2 separate regions of the Homo sapiens genome follow, and region 2 is linked to region 1. Evidence: read pairs that join two places in POLR2A ChIA-PET (ENCODE). Cell type or tissue: GM12878. All regions are shown on one strand. Each heading gives the region's core, and the rest is flanking DNA. Links, peaks and the distances in the headings are about the cores only. Region 1 overlaps UST (uronyl 2-sulfotransferase). Region 2 has its middle 50 kb from the start of TAB2-AS1.

What was found. Peaks named below come from ENCODE experiments on the same cell type or tissue, not always from the same donor. Only the 100,000 strongest peaks of a DNase experiment are listed, where the experiment ranks them.
Region 2: POLR2A ChIA-PET joins it to region 1 with 5 read pairs; 2 of 35 experiments call an interaction of 5 or more read pairs at or near these places.

What each region holds. Positions count from the first base shown.
Region 1 is chr6:149,046,833-149,063,241 of GRCh38, reverse strand. All of the region lies in intron 7 of UST (uronyl 2-sulfotransferase), which reads right to left. Among named protein-coding and RNA genes, the nearest start is that of UST-AS2, 22 kb to the right of the region's middle. RefSeq lists an enhancer at 8,708-8,827. In GM12878, for the core only: no CTCF peak of the experiment used is centred there; DNase peaks (open chromatin) are centred at 7,481 and 8,271; H3K4me3 peaks cover 1,226 bases; H3K27ac peaks cover 3,027 bases.
Region 2 is chr6:149,199,154-149,215,562 of GRCh38, reverse strand. No RefSeq gene overlaps it. Among named protein-coding and RNA genes, the nearest start is that of TAB2-AS1, 50 kb to the left of the region's middle. RefSeq lists an enhancer at 2,352-2,471. In GM12878, for the core only: no CTCF peak of the experiment used is centred there; no DNase peak of the experiment used is centred there; H3K27ac peaks cover 1,169 bases.

The sequences.
Region 1 (16,409 bases), core at 3,652-11,651:
TTTCTATTTAAAGAACACAATAGAGATTGTTTTTTCTTTATAGACATGTCCAATCAGCCATAGAGTCAGGGCCACAGGGGGATAGACTTCCAGGCTCTGCGCTGTCCCTGGGGAGGGAGTGGCAGGGACACTACAGAGTAGTTACGGTCCTGAGTGGAGATTCTTCTAACAGCTGGCCCCCAGTGACATAAAAATCTGTAGTTGGCCACCCAATGTTGGTAGAGAATAAAACCTGGCATGAGGCCAGGAGGGGGCTGCTTTCTGTATTATTAAAACTTTACAAATAGTAGCCCGAACAGTGCAACTTCTCATACAAGTCCTGCAGAGAAGCACATCCCTCTCATTTTCATAGGGCTCTGTGGATTAATGCGCTTTCACATCGCCCCTCACTACCTTGCTCAATCTTCCCAGTACCCATTTTACTTACAGATACCAAGGGCCCCAGAGGTCACAAGACCAGCTCAAGGCTGTACAGCCAGGACATTTCAGTCCAAGCACTGGAAAGTGGGCTTTCTGATTCTCAGCCTTGCACCTTTTTGCTACACCACAGGCTGTTAATTTCCAAATTGAGTGGAAATCTATAACCACCCACTTCTCCTTGCCCTGTGTGTATTCTGGCATTCAGGGAATCCATTGAAAAGAAGGGCTTGAGTGTTCTAAGATGAGGGGAATGCTTTGGTAAGTCTGGGAGGATCTGGTGAAAAACTTGCAAGCCAGCAAAAATGTTTTCACACTGAAAGGGACTGTGTCTTTTTCATTTTTAGTTCCCCAGTGTCCAGCTCCATGCCTGGCACCTAACCACCCTCCATAAATGTTTGTTGATTTGAAACCTGTATTTTAAATCCATCTGCAAGACTGGATTAACCCAAAGGGCAACTTTCAGTGTTGACTATGCATACTTCACTTTTTAGCTAAATTCCTTCCTTAGTTGAGGGTCCTTCCTGAGCAAACTTTCCATTTCTGGAAATTGAATTTCTGGATAGTAGGCTGACAGAGAAGGTTTGGATCACAGGTTGTTCTGGAGAGGTAGTGGTATTTGCTTTTCTTAGCCACTCTGTTGAAGAACATTATGTTATGGTGACAGAACGCTTGCAAATACTTAGCCAAGCTTAAGACATGCCATGATAAGGAAGGTTCACCACAAACACAAATAGCTATGTAGAAGCCACCGTCTTGCAGCTAATGAATTTGTGCTGGGTGTGATATTTACCCCAGCCATTAACTGAAGATTCAAACACTGTTGGGTAAAAAGACATTTATTTGTGTGACCTGACTTTGCTGTATGAATGCTGGTCAGTTACTTAATTTGCCATCACTTTTGGTACTTTTTAGTGATGTTTCTCCATTAGCAAAATGAAAGTGTTTTATTTAGAAGGAAAACAGTCATTCAATCACATCCATTTGACCTATGTGCCAAGGACTTTGCTGTGGATACAATGTGAACTGTGGCTCTTTGGTCAGTCTTGAACACTTCCTGGTGGAAGAACTTAGCCCGGGCTTTTGGGAGTATCCACAGAAAGCTGGTGGCTCAGGGAAAAGGCTGCAGGGAAAAAGTTCTACTGGGACCTTGGAAACACATCTCTGCCCGGCACCAGGCACACCCATCTGCATGAAATGCATATGTCAGTGGATTGCACACAGATTCTGGTTTGCCAACTCAGGGGCTCCTCCCAATGCCCTGCCAAACAAACACTAGCTTAACTTCTGGATGTGAATGATAAATATCACTCGCCAGTAACCTGTCTGCATGCAAGACTGGGCAGTGACAAGCACGATGTGCTCACTGCCCAAGATTTTGCTTTGATTTTGTTTTACTGCCCAAGATCTGAACATTTTTTGCAAACATAGCAGCTTCTCTACCTCTGCTGCATTGACATATGTTTGAACTGGTTCATAATCTTCAGTACTCCTAAAAGTCCCTTTAATGTAAATAGAAAGGAAATCACAGACCTGTTCCTGGGAGTCCCACTTCCCACCTCTCTTCATCTGTCAAACATGCATAATGGAAAAACGATGTAGCCCTGGCTCTGGGCCAGAATAAACAATCTGGAAATACTGTATAAACCCAGCTGCTGCACCGGAGGACAGAGGCCTCGCTTTATGACCTCCGAGATGGTTAACCATACGCAAAATAACAAAAGCTCACCACCAACTTGCAGTGTATTTTGATGCTGGGCTGGCTCTGGCATTCCTTTCCTTGATCCGAGTGTATGCACACTCCGCGCTGACCAGAGCCCTCTTCCCTTAACAATCTGCACTTGTTTTAACCTGGTCCAGCAGAGATTATGTGCACCAAACAAATACTAGTTTAATAACAACCAAAAGAGGGGCCAAAGTTTACCAGCGAAAAAAAATAAGCATGGACAAAAGACAGGCACCAGTTCTACAGCTTCAGGGGAGCTGAGTGGTGATCAACTGAGAGGCCTTGCTGTTTTAAGAAGCGCCCTGTCTAAGAAACTGACTTACTCATCTCAGGTTAGATTACAGCCAGAGATTCCCAGCACACGGGGATAAAGCACACTTTCTCAGGCAACAGGTGTGCCGAAAGTCACGGTCAAGTGGAGCACTCGGCAGTGGGAGAGGAAGTACCGTCGGTGTACTCCCCAGGGTTGGCAAACGCCTGCCACCTCCATTCCCATACAGCCCTGCACCACGCTGGCCGCTCCCAAAACTGTGTGAACATGATGCTTGTCACAGATAGAGTAAACTCATTTCCTGAATTATAGGGGAGGCCATACAGTTCAAAGAGATGAAATACAGCTGCAGGGCCGCCGGACTCCCTAGGGCTGCCTCCAGCGGAAATGAATGTGTGTCACTGCGGCTCACAGCGATATGTGCTGGGCTGGCCGGGCCAGCGCTACATTTGCCACTCAGATATGATCGATGGCATGTTAAGACCACCTTCCTGGTGGTATGGCCATGAAGGGAGAAAAGAACAAAAAGCACTTCATGGCTGCCTTGGTGCTGAGGGTTGATAAAGTAAACAGAAAACTTTTGGGGTGTGTTTTGCAGTCTTTTATTCAGATCTGGAAATATAAATAATTAAAAATAATTTGAGATCACTTGGACCTTCAAGAGAATCTTTGATCTATGTAGCCAAGTAAAAGTTCATGATTTACTTTCTTGTTGTTTAAAAATGCAGAAACCGCTAGGTTCCTTTGATGAAAGAGAATGAAGGGTTTCTAATGCACACACTTTGCTTGGATTTTTGGAAGCAGGGAACACAGTAAAAGGAACCAGGAAGAGAAAGTATTGGTCTGTGTGGGGTAGGTCGCTGAGGGCCCACCAAGACCAGGGCACTGGGCCCCTGTGGAATGGAAATCAGCCCGGAGGAGGAATGCATTTTCAGAAACATCACGGAGGCGGGTCCTAACCCCATGGAATTGGAGATGAGGGCAGCTGTTGGACGGGCTTCTAGGTTATTGCCTGGGGCTTCTAGGTTATTGCCTGGGGGATTCAACTCCACACTACTTATGCTCAGAATCTGCTGAAATTGCTAGCGGGGGTGGGCGGTGGTGGTAGTTAGTTATTTTCTTGCCTGGATTCTTTTTGCTTAGTCATCAATGCTGTACTGAGCACCGACTAAGCTCAATGCTTGATTCCAGGAAATAAGAGAAATAAAATAAAATAAAAGCTAAAAACACAGGCTCTTTCTTCTAGAAGGAGTACACAATAAAGGGAGAAGCAAATGTGCAATCCTTCCAACAACTTCCTGGGCAATCTGGAGATCTCTGTTTCACTGCGGATGGGAAGGATGCTCCTCACAGTGGGGCACCACAGGAGGGAGAGAAAGGGGGATCACAAGGAGGTGGCATTGATGGCCGCAGATGTCCACCTTTCGTGTCCTTCTGCAGAGCCAGGTGAACACCCTGCCGGACAAACTTAATGTGCAACAAATCACCGGAAGGGCCCGACACTTGTAGAGGTTTCGGTTCATGAGTTGCTGATCAGCATCCCAGCTTCTGTTGATGTGGGAGCCTCCCAACCTCACCCTCAGATCCTAATGCCTAGACTTGAACATGACAGGGCTGGAGGAGATGGCCAAGCTCAACTCCTCCTGGCCCAGACACACACGCTGAGGGTAATGAGTCCTGGGGTGGCTTCAGTTCCCTCCACAACCACCCCCCTAAGTCAGCAGCTCTGGCTTCCTGGCTTTCCCTGCTGCCTGTATTTACCGAATGAAGGGCAAGTTGCTATGTTTCTTTTCTCCCCAAGTTCGGCATCATGGCCCAGACCATTAAAAAGCTGACATATTTGTTTGAAAGTATGTGCTACGGTAAATACATATTTGTTTGAAAGTATGTGCTACGGTAAAATTTGTTTGAAAGTATGTGCTACGTGTGTGTTTTCCTCAGCACAGTTTTTACCACTAAAATACCGGCTTATATATGAGGATGGCAATAAAAGAAGGATTTATTTTCACAACAACAATTGAAGCAGATATTTCTGTTTAAAAATATCTACTTCTAAAAAAAACTTATTGGGAGAATTACTATGTCTTTATCAACAAAATGTATCTCTTTCTTAAAATATACTTTTAATTTGATATAAGTATTGAGAAATGTGTTTTTATTACGTTTGTTACTTTATTTGAAATCGTATTATGAAGGCCAGACCCAGTGACTGATAAGGATATCCTGATCAAACTGGTTTTTCATCTGGATAAAGAAGATCAAGAGAAATACTATTGCAGCAGTTCTAAATTCTTTTGGTATCTGACAATTTCATAAGCTCTGCTTTTGCTTTATGGACAGGATTCTTTTTCTCTACTCCTCATAGTCTGTGTGGCATTTGCAGGCCTAGGGTACTTCTCTCTCTCCCTCTCTTACACACAGACACACGCGCGCGCACATACACACACACACACACACACACACACACACACACACACACACATGCTCCTCCTTTGGCAGGGAGGAGGCCCTCTCCTGAAATCACACTTCATTACCTACATCTAGCCCTGATGATGTTAAAGCCAGTTGCTGACACCGTCACTCTGGGCACTCCACAGATGGTGATATGACCACAGGACAGTTCTTTGTCTCATTTTTTCATGTTGGTCTATTACTTTTTCTTCTCTGGGGTTTCGTACAGATCAAGCTACTATCTAGATCCACACAGGATCATCAGAAAGCCCTTGGGAAGTTTATAAGCTTTGAGCTTTAAACCTTATTTCTTGGAGAAAAATAATTTAAAACATAAACATTTATTTTTCTGATTGTGATGTACCCATATAAACATACTATGTACATGTATACATGATGTGCAGATATATGTATATACTTACCTATATGTACATATACACATATGCAAATACATAGTAAAGTTTTTAGGAAACTTAGGAAAACAAGAATATAAAATAACTTTTAATCAAGCCACAGTTATTACTGTAGTAGTACATTTCCTTCTAGTCTTTTTCTTATTTATGCCTATTCATTGTAAAACACATCTGTGCTATATTGTTTATTTAGTTTTATCATCTTTAAAATTTAACTAACCATGACCATTTCTCCTATATCTTTAATTATTACCAATTACATTTTGCAATGTGTTTTTATATGCTCCATTTTATAGATGCCTTAAAGGTCATATAACCATCTGCTACTGTTAGATGATTGGGTTTTCTGTTTCTATGACTCAATAATATCAGATGCACATCCTTGTTCATAAGCGATCATGTGCCTTTTTGCTTGTTTCCCTAAGGTCAATGGCAGCTTCAGATATTGAGCAGTAACTTTTCTTCTTATAGCTGATAAGGTCTTCAATTCTGCCAACTCTAAGATACCACTTATCTTCTATTGTCAGAGATCCTGAAACTTTAAGACATTTATTTTATTGTTACATGAAATCAATCTATCACCTACCTTGCTAAAGTTTCAAAATGCACAGGGCCTTTTGAAAATCCTGCATCTCCTGACTCTGAGAATGTAAAGGAGTACAGCAGTGCCCTTAATATGGGAGTATGGTTGCTCGTAAAACATTTAGTGCACTTGAAATTCTTAGCAAATTACACCACATGATGACTACAATCACGGAGACGAAATCTTTTCTCATTTTTGGATTCTATGAACTGGGTACTCAGATAGGGCTATCACAGAACTTTGTATTTTTATAGTTAATTCAAAATGCATTTTCTTTAACAGAATGTATCCTATTGCATTTTTTGTTTTAAGATTATATTAGTCACAATCATCAGCCTCAGTGAGTGAACCAATGGTGAGTCTCAAGAGCCAACAACCTGGATGTTCTCTCTGGAATGTTAAACATGGGGAAATTTTGATAAACCCTTGAAGGGCTGTGAATGAAGCAGCTGTTCATGGAGGCCGAACATGTAGATAAGTGAGATATTTAACCTTCTGTCCAGGCATTAAGAAGTTAGGTTAATAGGAGGTGCTACTCAAAATAACCATTCCCAAGTCAGGAAAGTGTGAAATGAAGTTCCAAGGATGCTGTCAATTCTACTGGGAGAGTTTGCAATGTTACTTTAAAATTAAATGTACTTTATCTGGGCAACCTGTAGCCCACTGGTAGTACTCAGTCTTAGGGGAATGCAAATTAACAGCCCTACCTCTTCCTTCTCTCCCTGTTAAAAATCAGATTTGCAACTGCACACTAAATAAGACAGTGTGAATATCTAAAAACATCCAAATTGCTTTAACCAGGCAAAACTCTAAGAAAAAATGAGATGAAACTGCAACCTTCCCATTTGTATAGGAGGCCCATTTGTTTTGCTTAAGGAAAGTTTGAAATTGATAAGCTAATGTCAGTAGACACCAGGACCATGTGAGGGAAAAATCCCTGGGTATCATGGCTATGACTTTGAAAAGCAGGGGTAGGCCGGGTGCGGTGGCTTAGGCCTGTAATCCCAGCACTTTGAGAGGCCAAGGTGGTGGATCACTTGAGGTCAGGAATTTGAGACCAGCTTGGCCAACATGGCAAAACCTCGTGTCCACTAAAAATGCAAAAATTAGCTGGGCATGGTGGTGCATGCCTGTAATCCCAGCCACTCAGGAGGCTGAGAGTCGCTTGAACCCGGGAGGCAGAGGTTGCAGTGAGCTAACGCCACCGCACTGCAGCGACATAGCGAGACCCCATTTCAAAAAAAAAAAAAAAAAAAAAAAAAAGAAAAGAAAAGAAAAGCAGAGTAACAGAGTTAAATGTTTGATATGGATACTGATATACTATAAAAATGTTATAGACATATTAAAACTTGCAAATGCAGCCTGGGAAAAAAATTAAAACATTTTAATTTTTCTGACATGAGAGAAGAAACAGAGAAGAGCACTGACATGCATTAGGTTTTAGGTCAACAACAGGCTATAAATGAAGGTAGTTGCGATGACTTCTTGAGCTGAACTTTCATGGCCAATGGCTGTGAGAAACTGCAGAAGCTTCTGATGTCAGATGGAAGAGAAGGGACTGATTGTCAGGTTAGACTTTTGATGCAGCACAAGCATGAAATTGTGGTGCAATGCACTGACCATTAACCACCAGCCTTCCCCTTTGATAAGACATGGGTGGGAGTGATAAAGGGGAAATGAAAAAGAAACAATCAGCCAATGCTAGAAAGGCCATTATGTGAATTAGAAGCAGGTAAGAAAGAGGTGCTAGTGTTACTAAGAAACGTGCTCAAAGGTATCATTAGGTTCCGTTAGGATTGGTTCACTTTGGAAACTGCATTAGAGACAGGTGGGGGAGGGGACAGGAGAAACGGGTAACTTGAATGACATTCAAAGCATTCTTAAAAAGTGTGTTCAATGAATGGAAAATCAAAGATGTTTGAAAGAGAAAAGTCAACAAATGGAAAAGCTGTAACCCATTCCATTTTAGTTTAGTTTTATTGGGGCATGAAATGAAATTTCATAATGTTCTAAAAACAACAACTTAACTGCATAAAACTGAATAAGTGAACCGGCATTAAATCCATACTGTATTTTTTAAAATCTCATTTTGATATAATAATAGTAACTGGTTAGTTAGGTCATAGTCCTCTTCCTCAAGTCACGCACAGTTAAAGAAATATTTCTAAAAATTTCTAATTGCTCCTACATTCTAGCAAAACCATACATCGACTTGCTGGTTGATTTATGACTTTCTAGTAACCTTTACTCTCAAATGGCTTCTACCAAATGATTTATTTACTTGGTCTATGCTGAGGTAACCTCCTGGCTGGGCTGACTGCCGTCCTTTCAGCTCGAAGTGTAAAGGATTGAGTCCCCTCACTAAGACATTTCTTGAGTTTCTGTGAGAGCTGTGGGTTCTCATGCGATAAACCATGAGTCTTAGGTTCAATTTTGAAATGTCTCTCTTTCAGATTGCTTGAGCCGGGGAGGTCTAGGCTGCAGTGAGCTGTGACTGCACCACTGTACTCCAGTCTGGGCAACAGAGTGAGACCTTGTCCAAAACAAACAATAAACAAACACCCAGAACAAATAAAAAATGTCTCTCCTTCCTCGTCATTTCTCTTTGGAGAAAAAAGAAAATCTTTGACAATTTCTGACCCACTGAACAATGTAAAGTGGCAAAGTTTCACACTTTTGCCAAAGGCTTCTAATTTCAAGCCTTTTTCTGGTCCACGGTGGTGCTTCACCTCACTCTTGTCTTTCCTGCCCAGTTTCCTCTCTTAGATTACAAACTTAATCTACTAAATGCCTGCCCCCCGACAATAGCAGAGTTTTATAAGATCTGTATAAAGTCATTAGTTTTCCCATTAAGCATCGGTGTCCCCCAACTCCAGCCTGTAAGATGCACACAGTATCTGGAACCACAGAAGATTGCTAAGACAATGTTAGGTGTCTGACACCTTTTAGCTATAAGTGCAAGATGATGTGGTTGAACATCAAAGGCTGTGGAACATGCAACCAGGAATCAGCATATCCTCATTGAAAACTTTTACACCATTTCTACCAAAAAAGATTAAATTCTAATTGAATGCTACTTACTCATCACTTCTTGAGTTTTACATGTGACAATAAAATGAAGGCCTACTGGTTACTGGTTGGCTAGAAGGGAAAGCAAGTGAAAGCTCTTTGGCTCTTCTTTGGGTAGATTTAATTCTACCGCACCCCCCTCCCTTTCTGAACATTTACAAAACCCTCAAGTACTTTTCTTTCCCTCCTTCTCCATTTTTTTCCCACGAGGTCCAAAGTCCCAGGGAGGGAGCTGCTGGGCATGGGGGGATGGGGTGAGAATAGGGTAGGGAACCACAGCTGCTCTCAAATTGTGCTGGTGTCTTGGACAGGGGTGACAGATGGTGGCAGGAGAGCCATTATTCCCACCCTGCCAAGCTCATGACAGCCATTTCACAGAGGTCACGGCCAGGCTCCACCTGACAATACTTGTGCCAATGTTTCTAAGCTTCTGTGACCAACTGTCCAAAAAGGCACTAGATATGAGCCCCAATTCTTGTACTTTTTAGCTGAGAGAATGCTTTGAAGGCTTTTCAACCATCAGGCTTCTGTGCATTCCCTGAGGTATTTAGACCCGGTGCTTCGATAAATTAGTGGTTGCAACTGAGCACATAATTCCTTATATCCACTTAGAATGTTTATGAGATAATTAGTTCTCAATTTCATACAGCACCATCGGTTCACCTCCTGATCAGACAGATACATGAGTGGCTATTTTTTTGGAAGTATGGCAAACATAGTTGAAGTCAGTTGACATTAGGTTATACCTCATAGAGCATATAGTAAATAAGTCATATCCATAATTGTCATAGAAAAAACACACAACACATAAGTTTGGGTTTATAGCCACAAAGAGGAACATAGAAGACAGGGAAAAATATGACCCTGAACATGAGCATGGAATGTTTTCAAACTTATTGATATTCACAGTCTTTATTCATAGCATCTTGATGGGATTCATGAGTAACAAAGGGCTTTGTGGAAATATCTGAAGGCCAATAATTCTTTTTAACAGACTAACAAGACCAAATTACTATTAAATTGATTTCAGTAGTTGGTAACCGTACTTATTTCTGGTAGACTACATATTTCAATAAACAACTTTAAAAACAAATGTCACTGAATGTCAATTCACTATAAATTTAACAGTGAATATGTCATAAAATATTTTTATATCTAAACAACTAAAATAATAATAGGACCCTAAAAAGACTTTTAAAAAGTGTTCATTAATCAAGTTTTGTTCTATATGATAAATGATGTACTCTAAGAATTTCTAAAACTCCAATAGATACTTGCTGTAACTAAACTGGAAAGGGTTCCCATTTTTGCTTTGCTATTTTAGAAAAATAAGGAGTATTCCTTGGATTGTTTGCTTTCTTAAATTCCACTCTCCGATTCATTAAAACCCTTATGAAAACCAAAGTTGCTGACATGACTGAAACAAATGGCTTTACTGTTAACCAGATTGAGTCTTTGCAAGCACTTTATTAAAGCGATTTTAGTAATTCCAACTAGTAAAGTCTTCCCCCACCAACAAAAAAATAAAACAAAGTAACACATTTAGAATATCAATGAACATCACCTCAACAGAACCACTAAGCTTTCCAGAAACACTGTGTTCTTGAGAATTCAGCAGAATAACATTTCATAGAATCCTACTTTTCTAGCTACCCCATCTCCCTCAGATAATCATGTTTTAGATTTTGCCCTTTTCAGAGAGAGAGAGAGAGAGAGAGACCAGTTAAGAGCTTACGAGCACGGGGTTGCAAGTCACCTGGGCCTGGGTTGAATGTTCAATCACTTGAGTGCTGCTAGCGACCAGCTCAGTAACATAGAAGCGTTATGAATCATCTCTAAGTTGGTGGTTTCCTTATCTGTACAATGGACATAATAATAGTATCTTCCTCACAGGGTTGTTCTTAGGATTAAATGAAATAGTACATCTAAAGGACTTAACAAGATTCCTGAGACACAAGAAGCTCCCAATGAGTGTTAAATATAATAACAACAACTATTAATATTATGACTGTTATCCTCAAAATATATTCCCTTGAAACATCAGTATTCTGCCACTGAAATAGAAAAATGCTAATCTCCCCAAATGAAACAATTAATTTCAATTTAGTTGAAACTTAATGTGTTAATGATACTTTATGAAATTACAGACATCAAGACTTTGAGATGCTCTGCTCCTATAAAATTTTAAGGTCTGGTGGTTCAGTGAAAGTAAAGATTCATATCCCTTACAGTATACATGTGCATTTATAGATCAACTTTCCCCACCTATACATTCATTAGGTGCATAAAATTCCAAAGCACTTCTTGATCATGAATACCGTATAATCTATAATTATTTAATTCTGTAAAAATGTCAAAAATATATTTTGGATGTTTCACATATTTTCCCCTCCCTAATAGAGTTCCATTTGGGTAGTACTATCTCTTTTCTATTCATTTTTTATCTTCTACTATATCTTCTTGCCTGTATTAGGTAAATAATAAACATTCAAAAATCATTCATGACTGCAGCATCTGAAACACTTTAATAAAAAAGGAAGAAAAGTAAAGTTTTGTCAGACACCCCCCCATCGCCACTGCAATAGCTGGATGGTTTAGGGCAAAGAGAAAATGCAGTCAGATACAAAGTGGAGATACAAAGGGGAAACCATAGCCTGCTGAGATCAGGAACTGTGCCATTCAATCCTCTGCTCAATTTCCTGGGCTATGTAGTTTAGGCAAAACCAATTCAGGTTTGCTTTCTTACGGAATGACATGCTATTTAACTAAGTAATGAAATGCACAGAGGATCCACTTAAGATCTTGGGTCAAAAGACCCAATGATGCCCCTGAATTGGTGTTAGAAAAATCAGGACCATTTGCAGGCCCGTCACTTCTCTGTATTGGCCTTTCCACTTTTTCCAGAATGCTCGCCACCACTTGGCAGAGGCGCCCATGGGGTTCAGAGGGCCTGCCTGACTTTCTACATCATGTCTGGTCAGCTGCATCTTTCACAGGGATGACCAGTGTGTGGCTGTAAGCTGTTGTGGAATTCTCTCCTCTTGAGCACAGATGTTTCTCCATCGATATGGCTGTGAAATTGAGATCGCAATGACTATTAAATGAGACTTTTCTTGGCTGCTGAGTCCAAGCTCATGGAATCCATATTTCACCGTGGAGGCTTCTGGTCGATGCTGGTCTGTGGCCCTCACTCTTAGCATTATTCCTCAACTCCACCATCTTTCCCTGGGTTACCTGATCTGTGTCTCTAGACTGAAGCCACCTGATGTTCCCAGAGCTTGTATTGCTTGTGCCTTCTGCCCAACTGCCATCCCTGCCTAGATAACCACCTGCCCAGCAGTCTCCCTGGCTCTGGCCCCACAATTAGCCTTGGCATGTGGGCCTTTACAACACTTTCAACAAAGGAAAGAATTAGGAAGAGATGCTAAAATAGTCAGTCACACCATAGTCCAAATCAAATGGAAGAAAAGGCACACCAATTCACCTCCACATCCAGTATTCTAACATCTTCTGACTCTCAATGTTTTTGTACAATTCGTGATTTATTTTCTAAAAACTCAGAATCAATTTATATTTACCAGGGGCATGATGGTTTTGGCTAATATGTATCCAAAGAAAAGTCCAAAGTTTTATTTTTGTCATTTTATTTTGGAGGATAAAGTATAATGAGGAATATACTTTATTGAAAAATATCAAGCCTAAACTTCACTCCTCAATAATGCTGGTGTTTACCTCTCAGAAAGGATCCTCATCAGTCACTAGAAAAAGCAAATAGGCAAATGTCATTTTAACATTCCTTGTGGTATGTAATGGGAGGGAGGTTGACTAGAGTTGGTGTGTCCACACTTACCAAACATAAATCAATGGCTTCAAGATATCACAGCATGAAGACTTTATTAGGTGCCATCTGTAATCACTCAATGAAAAACAAATAAAGGATGCATATTTCAACCTCAGTTCTTGATATGAAAATAGCTGATGAGTCCCCATCCGATTTGCTAAACCATCATTATAATATTTAATCTTACTACTACAGTGACTTGTGAGGAGGAGGGTGTGTCAGCTACTGCAGAGTTAAGACAGACAATGTGTTTTCAGATTCAAGACAGTTATGCTGCAATGGAAAAGATCTATGAGCTACCTTCTTGTAATTCAATTATTTTAAATACCTGCATTCAGGCCTGGAAAGCCAAGTCCTGCCCTTAATGGTGTTTGTACCGTAGTTCATATGGTAGATAAAATGTCAAGATTATTAAAGAGTTAAGTACAGAATTATAGAACTTTAGTATTTCAGGGCTAGAAATCTACACACATTTTATAGCTTCTGTATACAAGAAAGGGCCACGTGTGTGTGTGTGTGTGTGTGTGTGTGTGTGTGTGAGAGAGAGAGAGAGAGAGAGAGACAAGGTGAGTTTTTAAAAAACTACTGGCTAGAATTTGCCAGGTGAACTGATGAAATCCAAAGGACAGTTGCCAAAAAGAGGTTAGATATCTTAGAGAGAGGGGCTGGTAAAGGGACAAAAAGTGGAACCCAGGATTTTGTGTGCACACAACTGTGCTGCCCCCTCGAGAATGATGTTCTTTACTTGCCCCATTTTCATCAGTGTTGCTGCGGGTGCAGGAAAAGAACACGGAAGAGAGAGGGATAAAAATTCTGTGTGCTCCCAGCAATTCCACAGTAAGCCAGTGGGCTCTCCTTCTGCTTCCATATAATTTTTATCTGAACATTCAATTATTTTCCTAAAATTCATGCTTTTCCCATAATTTAAAATGCTACATGCTTACTATCTAACAGTTGGGAAATGAAGAAAATAAATTACTAATAATCCCACCACCCAAAGATATGACTAACAACATCAACATTCTGAGCATTTCAATTTAATCATTTCCTGTGCTCACGTAGTTTTTCTAGTAAAACTGGTATCATATTGTAAATACGATTTACTATTCTTTTCTCCTTTACTTCATGTCACATCATATTTCAAGCAATCAGCTATGTCATTTAACTGTTTTTGGTATATCAAAATGTATTTAGCTATTCTTCTATTTTTACAGTTGTCTTTTTATTGTGCAATGGTAAACTATCCTGTGAGGAACATCCTTATAATAGTTTTTATGTACCTGTATGATTTTTTTTTCTAGCATTGAAATGGGTCAAAGATTGTAAACATTATTTCCTCACCAAGAAATCAAAGAATCACTTACATTTAATTAACACATCAATTTTAATATACAATTTGATGAGTTTTGACAGCTATATATACCTATGCCCCTACTACCACAATCAAGGTACAGGATTTTTCTATCAGTTCTGCAGCTATGGGCATTTTGAAGGCTTTTAAGATGTATCACTAACTTGCTCTTTACCCCAGGGGTTAACAATGTGCTCTCCCTCTAGGAGTCTCCTGAGGCGCCATTTCTCTTCATCCTCATCATCGGGGACTCCACGACTGCTCAGTGTTTGTTCACATAACAGACAATAATAATTTCATAGAAAATATGGTCTCATTTTAATATGCACTTCTTAGATTATGAATGTGGTTGGGCTTATTTCTTAGTGTATTTGTTGGTAACTTGTATTTCTCTTTCTCCATTGTTTTCTGTTAGTGATTTTCTTATGGATTTGTAAAAAATGCTTCATGTTTTGGTAAAATATAATCATATGATATCATTGTTGCAAATATTTTGCCAACTTAAGTATGTTTTAAACATGCTTAAAGTTTCAATTAAACATATTTATTCTTTACTGTGTCTCTCTCTCTCTTTTTTTTTTTTTTGGAGACAGTCTCACTCTATTGCCCAGGCTGGAATGCAGTGGCCCCATCTCGGCTCACTACAACCTCTGCCCCCCAGGTTCAAGCGATTCTCCTGCCTCAGCGTCCTGAGTAGCTGGGATTACAGGCATCCGCCACCACACCCAGCTGATTTTTGTATTTTTTAGTATAGATGGGGTTTTGGTCAGGCTGGTCTCGAACTCCTGACCTCAAGTGATCCACTTGCCTCGGCCTCCTAAAGTGCTAGGATTACATGCATGAGCCACCATGCCAGCCCTTTACTTTCTCCTTGTATAAATATGTGTTTTACTGCTTTTATGCTTAGTAAATCCTTAGCAAAACCCCATCCCCCCAAAAAACAGTCAACTATATTTTCCTCTATTCCTTTCATATTTTCATTAAAAAAAAAATGAACTCTTTAGACCATCTGGAATTTATTAAGGCCCATGATATAAGGAGACTATTTTTTCCCTAAACATTTAGCTAACTAATTTACACCTTTATTTATTCTTTCTTTTTAATGATCTTTACCAGAGAGCACATTACCTTTTGCATTAGCAACTGTTTCTGTTACTGTTTCACTGACTTGTCTATCTGAGCTTGTGCTTTTACACCATTATTTTAAACCCAAGAGCTTTCTAGTATTTTTGAATCTTGTTGGGCAAATCTCCTCTCATTACTTTAAAAAAAGATCACTGGCCATGTCACTTGTTTATTTTTTCCAGATGAGCTTGAGAATCACTTTAAGCTAAAAAAAAATACTTTAAATTATATGCTCATGTGAGGAAAATGGCATTTTTGTGATATTCCATATTTTCATGCATGAACATGGTCTGTCCTCTTGGTTTGCATTTCTTTGGTTGTTGTTGTTCCCAAAGTAAAGTTTGGTGCTCACATTTCAAGTAGAAATTCTGGGCTAGAATTTCTCACAAGGGCTTGAACTGTTAATGAAAAACTCTGACCTCATTTAAGTATCCCAAAATGGCCAAGGGGTGGGAGAACACATAAGATTAGATTTCAGAGAGCCAAAAGGACTTTTAAATTTTGAAATGCTCCATAAATGATTATGAAAATGTGTTTCCTTGACTCTGACTAATGAGCCTTAGTGTGGAAAATCCTACTTCTATTGGATTTCTAATGAAATCCTAAATCTATTTCATTAAAGACATAAAGACTATAATTGCAGCATCATTCTGTACACATTCCTTAATTTTTCCTAAAAACTCAATGTTATTTTGACATTAGCAACTACTAGCAAACTATGTCTAAGTATTAGGCATAATCTTTTTTCCCATTAGTTAGCTTACTCCATTTCACAGATATGTAGAAACAAAGTCTGGCTTCAATTTGCATCTGAAATGGGGTGTGTATATATTTTTACTCTTGGTCTGTATTAAAAATAAACTAGAAGAGCAAGTGGGAATGTGCCACAGGATGTGGTCACTCAACTTCATGTGACCTCGACATTTGCATTTGAAAACAACTCTAACTAGTGACTTCAAAGGTGATTTTCAAAATAATGCACAAGGAAAATCGTTCCTCTTTAACTCCAAACAGAGACACGGCCAAGAAGTCAAGTCCACTCAGATCAGTAGGCACTAGATGGGCAATTCTACTGCCACCAGAAAAGCTGAAGCCAGTAGAGTCCTCATGCCACACTTCACAAGGGATCACACCAGGGAATGCTGGAATCTGCATCATGAGA
Region 2 (16,409 bases), core at 3,102-11,101, 150 kb before region 1:
CCTGAAGAGAAGTAACCTGTGCAGGAAAACCGAGGGGCCTCTCAGTGGGTGCAGATCAGGCCTGGACATGTAGGGGCTCAGTACACCCTTCTTTAGTAATGGAGACCTGTGGCTGGGGACGGTGGCTCACACCTGTAATCCCAGCACTTTGGGAGGCTAAGGCGGGTGGATTGCTTGAGCTCAGGAGTTCGAGACCAGCCTGGGCAACATGGTGAAACCCCATCTCGGCCAAAAATACAAAAATTAGCCAGATGTGGTGGCATGTGCCTGTGGTCCCAGCTACCTGTGAGGCTAATGAGGAAGGAACGCTGGAGCCTGGGAAGTTGAGGCTGCAGTGAGCTGTGATCATGTAACTGCACTCCACCTGGGTGACAGAGCCAGACCCAGTCTCAAAAATAAATATATAAATAAATATATTTTTTAAGAAAAACAGTGAAGGCCTGTGTTCCTGATGGAACAGTGAACCTAACCAAGAAACAGTTGTTAATTTATTCATTCACCCATTCAACTGACATGTATTGAGAGTCACACTGTTCAGATGCAGGACACAAGAAGGCTGATGTCCAGTGACTACTTTGCAGTCAGGCCAGCTGAGGGTTTACAGATGGGCATCCCTTCTGATGGGTTGGAGTCTATGCCAGACCTGTTGTTAAATAATTTGGATACCACCACTAGATATAGTAATAAACAAGTTCCTGCCCTTGGGGCCTTATACTTTCATGAGGGGAGAGAGCTGATTTAAAGTCAGGCAGTGGTAAGAGCCATAATACCAATAGGACAGGGTGATGTGATGAAGGTGCATTAGGCATGGTAATCCTGAAAGGCTTTTCTGAAGAGGTGATATTTAAGCTGGCATCTAACATCAGGAGGGAGCCGGCCTCTGCAAGAAGGGCATCTCATGGAGAGGGAACAGCCACTGCGAGGGTCTGAGGTGGGAATAAGGCTGGTGTGTTTGAGACAGAAGGAAGTTCAGTGTGACTGGAGCACAGAGGGTGCGGGAAAGACAGGGGTACACAGGAGGAGTGGGGAGGGTGTGGCTGATTCACACAGGGCTCTGAAAGTGTTTGAAATTTCCTCTAAGTTTCAAGGAAACCATCGGAGGGTCTTAAACAAGGAGTGACATGATAGGATTTATGTTCCTAGATGATCACGTGGGTTGCAGTGTGGAGAATGGATTCTAAGGGGGCAAGACTGGATGCAGGGAGACTTGCTGGGAAGTTTTATAGTCATCTGGAGACTGTGACATGGACTGTGGAGACAGCCATGGTGATGGAGTGAAGTGGATTGCTTTGGGCTATATATTGGGTATGGAGTTGACAGCTGATTTGGACATATTGGAAAGGGAGAGGAATTGTGTTTGCCTCCGAGTTTTCGGGCCTGAGCAGTGAAGATGGAGAAGAGCAGGAAAGAGCAGGTTTTTCTGTGTCAGATAAGTTAAGTTTGAGATGCCTGTTAGATGAGTAAGTCAATGTGCTTTTATGTGCAAGACTTGTGGTATAAAAAGTAAACTACATAGATAACATGAAGAATCTCAGTCACATGATTGTAAAGGATTTCTTAAGGCTATTGCTGTGTAAGTGTGATAACATGTCAACACTCAGGGAAACTCTAAGGTGGTTATTAATTTTGGAGGCTATGATGTGCGCAGGAGAGTAGTAGAAGAGATACAGGAGAAGCTGGTGAGAGCCAGCTCATGAGAAGCCTCGTAAGGAGATGATGGGGGAACTACTGAAAAGATTTGAATGAAGAATGATGTGACCACATTGAGTGTTTTAAAAATCATTGTGAATGCAATATGCAGGAAAGATTGGAGGGACGTGAGGCTGGAGTCAGAGTGAACAAGGAAGATTTATTGCCATTGGTCCAGGTGATGGATGACAAAAGCTGGAACTCAGCTGATGACCACACAGAGGAAGCAGAGTGAGCAGATGCAAAAGATTTTCAAAAGACAGATGTGACTGTATTCGGGGATCTTTTGGCTGTGAGTGTGACAGTTTTCAGCGTGGGCGCCTGGGTAGATGCTGGGGCAATCAAATGAGATCCAGAGCATAGGTCCATGAGGACAGGGGTGGATCTTATTCTATTCTGTTTTTCTGGTGCCAACCCTTGTGCCCGTTTTCACTCTGAGGAGCTGATTGGCTTTAGCCTTTCCACTAAGTTCTTCCTCATTCAAGAAAGCCTTGTTCAATGAATTAGCCGAGAGCTAAATGGGATACCTGGGGCAACAGCAACATTTAAGAAGGCATTAAAGAGACTTGGTAGGTGTTAGGGGAACCAGAAACCTGGAGAACCAGGAACCAGCAGAATGGAAAGTGAAGAAATGGTCAACAGCCGTACTGAATGCCAAGGGAAGGTCAAATGAGACAGGGATTTACAAGTGTTCTTCAGGTTAAGGCAGCAGCAGTGTTAACCAGAGCAGCTTCAGTGGTGCAGCGAAGGTGGAAGCCAGGCAGTGGTGGGTGGAGGAATGAACAGGACAGGAAGTGGAAAATACTTGGCTGAAAAACTTGTGGGCAGTGTGGACAGAGTTGGGAGTTTTCTCACTCGTTTCTCAGTTTTCTCTGTGAATTAGGAGGAAGCAGATAGTCTACTGAAGCTGAAGGAAGCCATGTGGAAGATTTAAAGTCAGCAGTCAGTTGAAAAAAAGAGTTTTAGAAAACTCAACTTTGAGAAGTAGAAAACTTTGATAGAGACTTGAGTTTGACCTTGAGTTAGCCAAAGTGCAGAGACATGAAGTCTTCTACTTGAGGTCATAGAATATGTCTCTGTCTGAACTCAGAATTAATCCTGGGGGGAAGAGGGTACACTTGAATGCCTCTGCTCTTGATTTTGAGCTTGGTACCTTTGGACTTCGGTTTCATTTAGTATTCCAGGTCAGGTCAGTTTGTTGTTTTCCGTTTATAGGGTTGATTCACTTTAGCACTTCCAGTAAACACAGAATAGCTTGCATTTGGACTTCTATCCACTGCTGACACCAGTAGAGGCTGGGAGGCTGTTAGGCATTCTAAGTGCGGCCCTTCAGAAAGAGACGTTACACTCTTGTTTCTTCTGATAGATGTTGGTAGCTGTCCAGAGAAAAGTTAAAGTTCCCATTGCTTTTTCCAGAAAGAGTAATGGGGAGCCCTTGTGTTCCAGCCAACAATCCCTCTTCTCAATAAAACAAATAGGTTCTAATGCTGGCAGCGTTCGAAGCTGTTGCTGAGAACATAAAGGCTGCTCTGTCTCACTCCGTGGTAAATATACAGCAAACATTTAACTCATTACTAGATAAATCACACTGAGATGACTCAGAAGAAGATGTGTCTGGTACCGGCTTTTAATTTTTTTTTAACCTTGATGAATATATTTCTCCTTTCTTGACTAATTCATTCGCCAATACTTAACTAAATGTATTTAACAACAGCAATTTAAACAAGGCAACTAATGAGAGAGATGAATTGTTTAAGGAAAATATGTGGCAGAGATTCTTCATGCTCACCCAGTGGTCAGGTGTCCCTCTCCCTTTCCAAGCCTTCATGGGCCAGGTGGGTCTTGGACAATTCTGGCCAATGGGAAAATGGACAGGAGTGAGATGAACATTTCTAGGTAGGCCTGGCACTGAAAATCTTCCTGTGGATCCTCTAGCTCTCTTTTCCCTTCTATGATGATCATGGAGACCATGTGCTGTAGTTGGAATATATTTAAGATGGAGGAGGGCCGCCCAATTTGTATCAGGCACTATGTGATCAAGAAGTAAGTCTTTATTGCATTAAGCCATTGAGATTTCTTTTTTTTAGAAAACTGTTACTGACAAAGCCTATCCCAACCCAATTAATACATAAATCAAATGATATCACCTTATCAGGGAAGACAAGGTCCTTTATAAGTCCCCAGAGATAGCAGACGCCAGAAGGAAATAGAAGAGTTATCTATCTCAGAGCTGTCTAGACAAAGGTCTGCTTTGACTTAACAGCAGAGTCTATACATCTGTAGAAATTTCCAGAGGTCTTTGCATTTAGTTGTTATTGTGGACTATAGTATATTTCTTTGAGGCTTTCAACCATCAGCTAGCAGTCAAAAGAATGACCATTTATGGTCATTTACTCATGTGCTGGCATTTCCCAAGGCCACATTCGCCTATGAGTAAACAGTGGTTGTGATCACAATAGCCTCCCACGGTTCCCTATCTCTTTTTGCTGCCCAGTGGTACAGGTCCTGTTATGGGGCATCTCTATAGGATGCCTCCCATGCAATACTGAACAAGTCTGATCATCTACAGCTCTCAAATGTCATGCTCATTTGTTCTCTTCTTTTGTGGCAGGCCCCTCCATGGGGTACTAGGTTTCTGCCAGGTATTCCTTCCTGCTCACCCTGTACATGCCTATTGCTGAGTCTGTCTGAGGCCATCAGGGACCACCTGTAGTTCGGCGTTACTTCCGTTTTTGCTGGGCACAACCGGTAGATAAACTTAGTGAGAACACAGTGCTGTACTCAGACTTACTTCCTCCTACAATGACTAAGTCAAGTCATCTGTCTCTCATTTTCTTCACTTTTAGAATACATTTTATCCAAGAGACTTTTGTCAGGTCCACCTCACCAGTTTTCCAGATACATGCCAGACACGTTGAATCTAGCCCTATTTATGAGGCAAACAGTGAGCCCTGTGACACCTGTAATTATCATTCTCTTAAACATTTTGTTAATGTTGATGTTAGAAGTTTACTAAGCTTCCTAGGAGATTCTTAACCATTTTTCTTCACTCTTTGACTCTCTTTGGCCTAGGCCCTTCCCATTTTGTCTGCATGACTCCAGGAGGGACAGTGCAATTTGGAGATTAGGAAACAGATGACTAGGGACTCTGGGTCCCCTCACTGGGCCACAGTCTGGATAACACCTTCCTGCTATCTACCCACTACAAATAGAGCCCCAGACTTAGTGTCACACTCTGAATCTGGGGTTATGTCTCGAGGACTCCAGTCCTTTTCTGCCCATTTCTACAACATATGACTCATCTAAATCTGCTCCCTGCAACCACAGCTAGCAACAAGCTGGTCTGAGAAGGCTGGCTTTGCATGGGATTGTCTCTGTTGTTTGTCAGTCTATTTAAAACACTCAGTACAATTGTCAGGAAATATGCTTTGACTGCCTGGAAGAAAAGCAGGAGTAGTAAGCAAGTCAGTGCTTTGAAAAACCTACAAATATCTAAGAAGCCCTCTCAATCACCTTTTGTTTATATCCAGATATGCAGAGCCTTATTTGACCTATTTCCTCATCAGCAATGGATGTGTTTTATTGAGGTCCTCCTACGTGCAAGACATTCTATAAAATTCCTTGCATGTATTTTCTCATTTTTCATGAAAACTGTGTTGACTAAATGTTATCTCTGTTTGGCAGAAATGGAGATTGAAGTTCAGAGAATTTAAGTACAAGTAGTAGATGGCAATGCTGAGACTGAAACCCAGGTTTATCTTTTTCTTAAGCCTATGTATTTTTTTAAAAACTATGCTGTGCTGTTGTAGATGAAAGTTTCTAATCACTCCAGCACTACTTATCTACCCTGTGCAGCTATGCCTGGGCTTACTATAAATGTTCAGAGCAGTCTTGAGCCCTTTCAGCTCTGTCTCTTCCATGCCCTCTGCCAATGTGGAGGGGTAGATGAGCCTCCTCCTTCTTACTGGTCTTGGACAGCAGGAGTAGGAGTGAGGATTAAAAATAATAGATCAAATGCACTCACACATCTCCCAAGAACGAACAGTAGGATATGGTTTGGATATTTGTCCTGCCCAAATCTCATGTTGAAATGTAGTCCCCAGTGTTGGAGGTGGGGCCTGGTGTTTGAGCCATGGGGGCTGATGCCTCATGACTTGGTGCTGTCCTCACAATAGTGAGTGAGTTCTTATGAGTTCTGGTTGTTTAAAAGTGTGTGGCACCTCCCCAACCCCTGACTCTTTCTTTTACTCCCACTGTCACCATGTGAGATGCTTGCTCCCCCTTTGCCTTCTGCCATGATTGTAAGCTTCCTGAGGTCTCCCCGGACATCATGCAGATGCTAGCACCATGCTTCCTGTACGGCCTGCAGAACAGTGAGCCAATTAAATCTCTTTTCTTTATAAACTACCCAGCCTCAGGTTTTCGTTTTTTTTTTTTTTATATATAGCAATGCAAGAATGGCCTAACACACAGTAATTCTCAAAAATATCACATTTGGAAAGAGTGGCATATTTCCTAACATGAAACACCCTCTGCATGGATTTCCCCCATCCACAGTGTAACATGTAAAGCAATTACTTAGTCAATGGGTAGTGCCATTACCTTCTTTATTCACATGCCTGCTTCAAAATTCTCCACTCTTTCATCTCTACCTTCCCCCTTCTATGTCCAGGAAATAAGACTTGATATAAAATCACTTGTTCCTTAGCTAGACAAAGACCCAGTCAAATCTTTGAAATTAGTGCTTAAAACATTAAAGAAGTAATAGAGGCGGCCGGGCGCAGTGGCTCACGCCTGTAATCCCAGCACTTTGGGAGGCCGAGGTGGGTGGATCACGAGGTCAGGAGATCGAGACCACGGTGAAACCCCGTCTCTACTAAAAGATACAAAAAATTAGCTGGGCGCCGTGGCGGGCACCTGTAGTCCCAGCTACTCGGTAGGCTGAGGCAGGAGAATGGCGTGAACCCAGGAGGCGGAGCTTGCAGTGAGCCGAGATCTCGCCACTGCACTCCAGCCTGGGTGACAGAGCGAGACTCCGTCTCAACAACAACAACCAAAAGTAATAGAGGCAAAAGTTTTACAACATTCAAATAGCACAGAAGGAGAGAAAATAAACCAAAATAAGCCCATTCCTGCCTACCCTAAGTCTAAGTCCTGAGAGATAATTTTTATTTATTGATGTTTTAAATAATTTTGGTGTCTACTGTAACATCATTACACTAGAAATATGCTTATAGTTCCTTTTGAAAACAACATTGGATGGTATCTACTGGCTGCTCACTAAGAAACGTGAAGGATTTTGCACACAGCTATTATTTCCCACACACGTCTCCTGACAGTTGTGCTGCGTTTGCAGGGGGAGGGAAGGGGGGCACTGGGGTCTGCTCTCTTATCCCATTGGTGGTCCTTTCAATACTTGCCTTGATGTCTGCCCCCTGGCACACTCCTGTTCTCTACTAGTTGACTCAGAGCTTGGCATTGCCTGAAGCTTGATCAGTCAGGGGTCTGTCAGGAAAACAGAACTTATGCCAGGTAGTTCAATAGAGAGAATTTAATTAGGGGAATTAATTATAAAAGTCTTGGAAGAGCTGACAGAGCAAACTGAAGAATGAAGCAACTCAGATTTTAGAAGCAGAGGCGAGTTGGAGGATGGCATTCACAGAGTTTAGCAGCTCTGGCCCCCTTGCTGCATACTGGGAGAGCCTCCCAGCTACAGCAAGCCTTCCAGAAGGAACTAGAATCATGGAGTAGATGTAGCTGCTACTGGAAACACTGCCCAAGGCAGAGATAGAGGGGAGAATCACCCTGGCTTCTTCGGTTCTCCCTCCTGCCAGTCCCTTGCTAGTGCCTCCCGTTGGTTGACATCAGCCAGAAGCCAGTTTGGCAAGGGAGTCTGGAAAATATAGATTATAGGAGTTAATACTTTGAGACACAGAAAGAGCAGAGAGAGAGAGAGACAGAGAGAGAGAGAGAGAGTAGGAAATTAATCTGAACGCAAACAGGTGAATGATGGTGCTACAGGTTAAATTGTGCCCCCCTAAAAGATAAAAGATATGTTGAAGTTCTAGTCCCTGCTACCTCAGAGTGTGACCTTATTTGGGCATAGGGTCATTGAAGATGTAATTAAGATAAGATCATATTGGAGTAGGATGGACCCTGAATCTAGTATCGCTGGTGTCCTTATAAGAGGAGAAGGCTAGGCTCAGTGGCTCATGCCTGTAATCCCAACAGTTTGGGAGGCTGAGGTGGGCGGATCATCTGAGGTCAGGAGTTTGAGACCAGCCTGGCCAACATGGTGAAATCCTGTCTCTGCTAAAAATACAAAAAAATTAGCCGGACATGGTGTTGGGCACCTGTAATCCCAGCTACTTGGGAGGCTGAGGCAGAAGAATCGCTTGAACTGTAGAGGCGGAGGTTGCAGTGAGCTGAGATCACGCCGCTGCACTCCAGCCTAGGCAACAGAGTGAGATACCATCTCAAAAAAAAAAAAAGAGGAGGAGAGGAGGAGAAGAGATGAAGACACACAGAAACACACAGGGAGAACCCATATAACCACAGAGGTAGAGACTGGAGCGATGTGTCTACAATGCAAGGAGCGCCGAGGACTGCTGGGAACCCCAGAGGCTGGGAGAAAGGCACAGAACATATTTTCCCCCAGAGCTCTCCGAAGGAACTAACCTTGCTCGTACCTTTATTTCGAACTTTTATCCTCCAGGACTGTAAGAAGATACATCTGTGTTATAAACCTCCCTGTTTGTGGCACCAGTGCTTGGTTATGGCAGCCTTGGGAATCTAATGCAGATGGGCACAGGGCTCTTTGGGGAAAAGAGTTGTCATTCCTTGCTATGATTTTGTATCAATATGATCCCATGTATTTGGTTTTCAGGAATATGTCAAAAACAGCACTCAGTACTGTTAAGAATTTATTCTACTTGTTCAAGTGTTATTTAAGTGGGATTCCATGGAAAGCAAGTAAATACATGCACTTAATCTGCCCTCTTAAAGCAGAGCCTACTGTTCTATGTGAACCTGGTTAAATGTTTAGGGCATCTGCACTTCCTCCTGTCCAGCAATGGCGTCTTCCAATCACACATACAGAGAACACTGGGCGTATCATATATAAAACAAAATTTTGGATTAAGAAAACCACTACATTCCCTTTATTGAAGATGTAACTTTTGCATCTTTTATGTATTTATTGCTATAACTTGTCAAGTTAATTGAAATGCTTAGGGCATAACTATAAAGATAACTATCTCATCTCTAAAGAGACCTGGTATGTCTTTAAGATTTATATTATTAAGTTGTCATATTTCATTGTTAATGTTATTGAGAACAATAGTATTTAATATCCCTTATACATAACCAATGTTGGATAATCTCTCTGCTCCTTCTGACAGCTAATCTGATTCTCGGTGTTCCTAGAACTTCTAAAAGTTCTTGAAAGAACATCAGTAATCACCACCACCACCACAACAACCCATGTGGTACAAACTGCCTGAGACACGACCATTGGCACTAAGAAAAATTACTGGTTGTGTACCTGCGGACCCCCCAGGTTTAAAGGGGCCATGGAGCCACACAACATCTAAAGTTCTTGTATGTTCTTATCATGGGCCCTGAATCAGCTAATTAGTAATTGCTTTGGATAATCTTGTCTGATGGGAAGAAAATAAAAGCAGTCTTATGATACATGATATTCCCTCAAAATGACAAATACCAAAGATTTAGAGAATGTAAAATCATTATTTTAAATGGCATTCTTACATGGGCTCGTGGTATTGAAGTGAATGGTTTTTAAGATCTAAAAGAAAAGAAAAGTTATCCAGATCCACTCTTTTATCTGTTTTAAATTATTTTTCTCCACCTCCATGAGAGCAAAATGATTTCCGATGGAAATACTCCTTGCAAAGGTATATTTTGCTTTTTTCTACATGAGAGAAGGAGAAAGCAGGGACTTACTTAAAAAATCCTTTCAACAAGACCTTCTATACTGTGATCTGATAGGGCTCTTGCACATATTTGTTTATTTTCCTGCATTCATGGGGAATGGACTTGGTTTGTTGAGATAATCCCATTTGTGAATGAGGTTTAAGTTGGCAACATTTGCTTGCATTTTATTTGGAAGTTGTAATCTGTACAATACTTGTATATTTCATAGGAATGGGAATTATTGTCTGGCTTCTGCAGTGTCTGTACCTCAAGGCCTGTAACACTGTACTTAGTAGAGGACTGATCGTTGCTTGTGTGTGAGGCTGGGGAAAGAACCAGCCTAAAGACTTTGAGGGAATGGTGCCTGGTGCTCACACAGGCCACCAGCCAGACTGGAAACCCTCCTAATGCATGGGCACTGGGTAGAGAACTCAAAGGGCTTGCTTCAGCAGTAGCACAAAATTAGCTCTCGATTAATGCTGCTCCAGACCCATCTAACAATATTAAAAACAACACCCCAAAGAGTCAAACTGTTTCCAAGTAATGTAACTGCATCCCAGAACAAAGCTCAAGAATATTTATAGGAATACAAGAATATCCAGCACCCAACATGGGAAAATCCACAATGTCTTGTCCATAGTGCCACAGTTCAGTGTTTTGTCTCAAGTCTGGATGACTCAAAAAATCTTGTCTTTCCACCATAAATGGAGAGTTATTATCCTGGATTGGAATACAAATAACTTTTTGTTTCACTGATCGGTTGAAAATTCACTAGAGAAGAGATATTTTGTGTCTCCTGAGGTGATCAATAGTAAGTACAAGCTCCTTCCATGAAGTTCTGCTGAAAAATTGAACCGGAATCTGATCAAGTCTCTAGATCCAACCATGCTCACAGGAAATACAGGGGATGGGGAGTATGTTAAATGACACCACAATGATGCAATTAGCCAAATTCAGAGCATGGGAAATTCAATAAGACAAATGACTTGGTTTTTTCAACAAATAGCATGAATAGTGATATGGTTTGGATCTGGATCGCCACCCACATCTCATGTTCAATTGTAATCCCCAATGTTAGAGGTGGGGCCTGGTGGGAGGTGATTGGATCATGGGGGCAGATTCCCCCTTTGGTGCTGTTCTCATGATAGAGTTCTCATGAGATCTGGTTGTTTAAAAATGGGTAGCACCTCCTCCCACCTTTCTCTCCATCCTACACCGGTCATGTAAGAAGGGCCTGCTTCGCCTTTGCCTTCTGCCATGATTGTAAGTTTCCTGAGGCCTCCCCAGAAGCCTAGCAGGTGCCAGAATCATGCTTCCTATACAGCCTGTAGAACTGTGAGCCAATTAAACCTCTTTTCTTTATAAATTACCTAGCCTCAGGTATTTATAGCAATGTGAGAACAGACTAATACAAATGGGGTGGGAAGGAGGGAGGAATGATATAGATTAAAAGAGACTTACATAACATATCGACCAAATTTCTTATTTGGACCAGATCCAATCAAGTCAACTGTAAAAAGATGCTTTTGAGACAATCAGGGTATTTAAACATTGAGTGGACATTGAGAATACATAGGAACTATATAAGGAATTATTTTTAAATTTTATTAGCTATATTAGTAGTAATTTGATTATATAAAATAAGAAGAATTCACTATTGGAAATATGCACTAAAATATGATGTTGAGAATTTGCTTTAAAACATTCCAGTGAAGAGGATGGTGAGAACTGCAGGGTGATGTACAGACAAAACAAGATTGGCAAAATGTAATTGTTAAGACGGGGTGACAGATACAAGGGGTTTCATTACACTATTCTCTCTACTTATGCATATGTCTAGATTTTTTCATAGAAAAATAATAGAACTTAAATGTAAACATTTAGTTTACTGTTTTATCACTTTACATTCTACTAAATTTCTTATTTTCCTCTCACTCATTGTGGCACTATAACTTCATTCTGTCTAAAAACATGTTAGCTCAGAAAAAATAAAACTATGTTTTAAAATGTCCCTATATTTTACACTGAAAGAAATAGAATTGCCTTATAAAATATTAAAAGACATACAAAATATTGTGATTTCTTAAATGATAATGTTAGCATCAGATAAATCACAAAATCAAAGCATGGAAGATTAAAAAAATCACACACGTTTTGAACGATATATTTTTCTAGTCTCCAAACCATTGTCTCTCAAACAGAGTGAGAGTCAGGAAGTGAAAATGAACCTTTAAAAAATAACCCTGCACTAAGCATGGTGTTAGATGCTCATCTATTCCTCTTACTGACCTTGTGAGATAGGAGATTTTTACAGACAAGGCATCTGGGCTCCAGCGTTAACCTGCTTGCTTGAGGTCCTGACAAGCTAGATGGGGGAGGCAGGCTTTAAATTCAGGCCCATCTGACTCCAAACCCATTTATTTCCACACGGCACCAGTAATTCAGCAGAGCCTTTTGATTGTTTGCTTTGTACCAGTTTCAAATCACATTAATTATTTCTAATTCCATATACAGGATAATTCTTTTGTGGTGGACAGGGAGTAAGGTTTTTCAGTTCTTCCGATATCACAAATGAGGGCTTGCTTTTTTTTTTTTCTTCCCCTGTTTTTCTCCTGGGGTTCCAGACCAGGTTTACTAAGAAGACAGCTACGCTTAGCAAAAGGAAGGGAGATGCCACAGAACCGTTAACTTAGGAGTAGGGAAAGCTGTGATTATCCCACCTTCCCAGCCCTGAAAACAGACTGCTGAGAAGGCTGCTTTTCCTTTATCTTCTCTTCCAGCACTCAGGATTCAATGCCCCAGCACCTGGCAGTGGGTGTTAATCTGAAGAAGGAGACGAGCACTTAAAGACAAAGAGAACTCCAGGTGCAGAAGAGGTGGGGCCCTGGGTCTGAGAAGGGTTAAAGAGAAATTATTCTGACATTTGTTAAAAATGGCAAGGAAGGCTTTCTTCAACACTACTGTAATAGGGGAGAGAAGTTGAACTCAACTCTAGATACAACAGAAACAAGAGGAGGTGTATAGCCAACAGGCAGCTGAGGAGGTGAAATGGAAAGTTACCAAGAGGAACTTGGTTAGATATCAAGGGTGGGATTTTGGATAAGCTGCCTTAGCAGGACTTCTTTTTTTTTTTTTTTTTTTCTAAAACTGGGCTCAGCAGGCCAAGGCCAGGACTAAGGATGAGGCCTAGCTGTGGGCTCAGAGGAGCCTGACTAAAGTTCATCCAAGACAGGAGTCCTTGCCAGGAGGAGAAGAGATTCCAAGGTCTGGAGGATCGAAGGAAACGGAGGATGGGTGGAAGGTCAGAGTCAGAGAGGTCAACTGGCTACAAGGGAGTGACCACATGGTCACTCAGAGAATCAATTACCAGGCCTGCACCCTGGGAAACTGGGAAAGGCACCTGGAATACAATGGGACAACACCTGGAGTAGGACCCATAATAGAATGCATGGTTCAAATTCAAAATAAAGATCTGTTTTACGTATTTTTCCTATACTCTGTGTATGCTCGGCTGGCTAACAGTAGGCCATGTAGGGGATATTGACTGCCCCCTCTTTTCCACACGCCAGGTGTAGTGCATGGGTAGTATTTTGAAAGGTTATCTTATTTTTAACATTAATTGCACTTGCTGACTTCTCTGCAGACACCTGTCCTTAATGATGAGTCAGCTGTTTAGAACTATACCTAGACCGTTTTAAACAGCATTCTCAAGTCAGAGGAGAGAGCTACACACAAAGCAAGGAACTGCAGTTTCCAATCCTCACAGTCATTGGCCATTGGTCCCAGGAGTCTCCAGTCCATGACAGCTGCTGACCAATATCTAAAGATGGGTGAGGATAGACGGGTAGATTGTGCCTGTGTTGACTCCTCTCTTGCTAACTCTCTGTTACTTTAAGTTATTTAATTATGAGCAACATTCTTCTGGAAAACTGCTGATGGATTAAAAATATGATGCTTTGTTGAGCCTATGTTGAGTGCTGTTGTCCTCCTAGGGTAAGCCATAGTAAAGCCTGAGAAGTCCGCCTCCCTACCTACTAACAAAAGAAACAAGCTACTGAGCATCAAACAGCAGCTTAGGACCTTCATTTTCTTCCATCAAGTCATTTAAAATTTGTCAATGAAGTAGATTACAGGGTTACATCAGAAATCCCACAGGTTATGAATTCATTGAAATGGATTTCTATTCATTAGCAATGCCTAACTTCAGGGAGTTAATTATGCATTTTTATTGATGAGAAACAAACCAGACGAAAATGAATGTGGCGTTTGAATTAAGTGGGGAGTTTTCTTGTTGTTGTTGATGTTTTGTTTTTTATAAAACCTTATTCCAAGCAATGAAGATAAGGACCTGGTTCAAATGATTCCTCCCAAAATGCACTTGGTTACTATTGTTTCCAGAGCTAAGCAGAGAAGCTCCAGGGAAATGAAATCTTCCTCCTTCCCACTGTTCTGTTGTCTTTGAAAACAGCAGAACTGCCAAGATCAGCAGTTTGAAAGCTTCCTTTGAAGTGTTCCTCATGCCTTTTTCATTGGCTTGAGCAAAACAAGTACCTAGACTGTGTGCCCAGTCCCCAGGGGGGACACCTGGGGGGTCAGGCAACCAGCGCAGCTTAACGAGCAATGGCACAGTGAAGACAGGGAGCTGCGGGTGCCAGGGTCGGATCTGGGAACTCAGGCTTACCGGGGAAGTCACTACCAATACTTTTCAAAAAATGACGTGGATCTGGGGTAGAACAGGGAGGTGGTCAGGGGCCCTGTGTGCACATCGCTGGCCTAGAACTATCACTCTGGGACCTGGAACCTCTGGGCTATCTTTAAAGTACACATTTGATGGGTGGATAAGTGCAGCAAACCACTGTGGCAGACATATAACTATGTAACAAACCTACACGTTCTGCACTTGTATCCCAGAACTTAAAGTAAAATAAAAAAAATTTTTTTTAAGTTCACATTTGTCAAAAGGATGGAATATGCCCTTTAATTTATAATTGTGGAAAAAAGCAATATCTGCCTCATAAATATGAAAGAAAATGTTTCAAGATGCAATTAGGGAAAAAAATCTTTTCAATCTTCTAGGGAATAGATGAAAAGACACTGGAAATGAACAAAAACCAACTAAATGAGAAATGCAGAGGCTATTTATTCAGAGATTGCAATTGCGAAGGAGTCAGCCAGTGTCACTGCATTTGGCAGAGAATCAAAGGCAGGCAGAGGACTGGGAAGGCATTTAGTGGAAAACAGAGAAGCTTCCCATGTGCCCCAATTGAAGGCTGTTGGTAGGGGGAGCTGCAGGTGGGCTATCTAGGAGCCAATCACTCATGTGATTGGCTAGGGCATTCCCTGGTTGGTCCTAAATTGGAAGTGGGGACAAAAATTAGGGAAGTTATCTATTATTAATCAAGTCCTGGGCACTTGGGGCTGATTGTTACAGAAGTTATTATTTACCTTTTTGGATTGTTTAAAGAGATAGCAATCTGGCTTCCCAAGTCAGACTTACAGCAGGCTGGCTTCCTGGGTTGTTTATTGGAGATAAGGGGTTTGATTTCCTGAGCAGGTTGTGGGTTAGAGACCTGTTTTTATATACAGTCTGGCTGTTGTCTGATGATACATTCAGTCTCTCAACAGTAACCCCAAACAAGGAGAATGGCAGGTGGGAAGAGGAGCTTATGAGTTAAGCCATGTCATTTCTTTAGGAAGACACTGTAACTGCGAGTTCATGATATGGATAAAAATTGAAATTGATATTTCTTTGTGCTTTATAACTCTCATGAGTATTTGATTTACTCAGCCACGTGGCTTCTAGATCTACATTCTCCCATGCTTCTCTCAGGAGGGACCTAGCACCCTGCCGAATGGGAAGAAAGGGTGCTCCTCCACCCTGCCTCAGCTTGTGGGCTCCAGAGATCCCTTCCTTGGAGACAAGGGCAACCTTGGTTTGGAAAGAATGGAGAAACAGAAATCTTATCTTTTAAAATAACTTTAATTTGGATTAAAATATCCTAGTATCTAACATAGAATGAGAGTTTGACTCTGGATGTCAGTACTTGATCAGATGCTGTCTCAGTGTGCTGAGGCTACCTTCACAAAATACCCAGACTGGGTGGCTGAAACAATAGACATTTATTTTCTCATAGTTCTGGGGGCTGAAAGTCCAAGATTAAGGTGCCAGTAAATTTGGTTTCATTCTGAGGCCTCTTCTCTTGGCTTATAGGTGGCCACCACATAGCTGTGTGCTGACATGGTGTTTCCTCCATGCATGCTCTGAGAGAGAGCAAAAGGGAAAAAAGAGAGAGAGAGAGAGCTGTGTGGTGTCTCTATTTATAAGGACACTAATCCTATCGAATTAGGGCCCCACCCTTATGACCTCATTTAAGCTTAAATATTTTTCTTAAAGGCTCGATTTCCAAATATAGTCACACTGGGAGTTAGGGCTTGAACAAATGAATTTTGCGGGGACACAATATTCAGTCCATAACAGATGCAGAGGGCAGACACATTCTGCTGGAAGGTGACATTCTATCTGCCTGTAGGTATGTAGTGAAAGCCAATGAGATGACCACTCAGTTGTTCTTAGCTGATTAATAATTTCTACTGCCCTACAAATAAGAACATAGAAAAATCAAATTATAGAGTTTTAAGATTTAATATGTTTTTGATTATGGAACAAGAATCTTCACCTAAGATAAGATGTAGATTGATGAAATAATCATTATCTGATCAAATCACAAGAAGTTTTAAAGTGTAACGGTGTTTAAGAAGTGCTTTTTTTTCTGAGATAGGATTTTCAG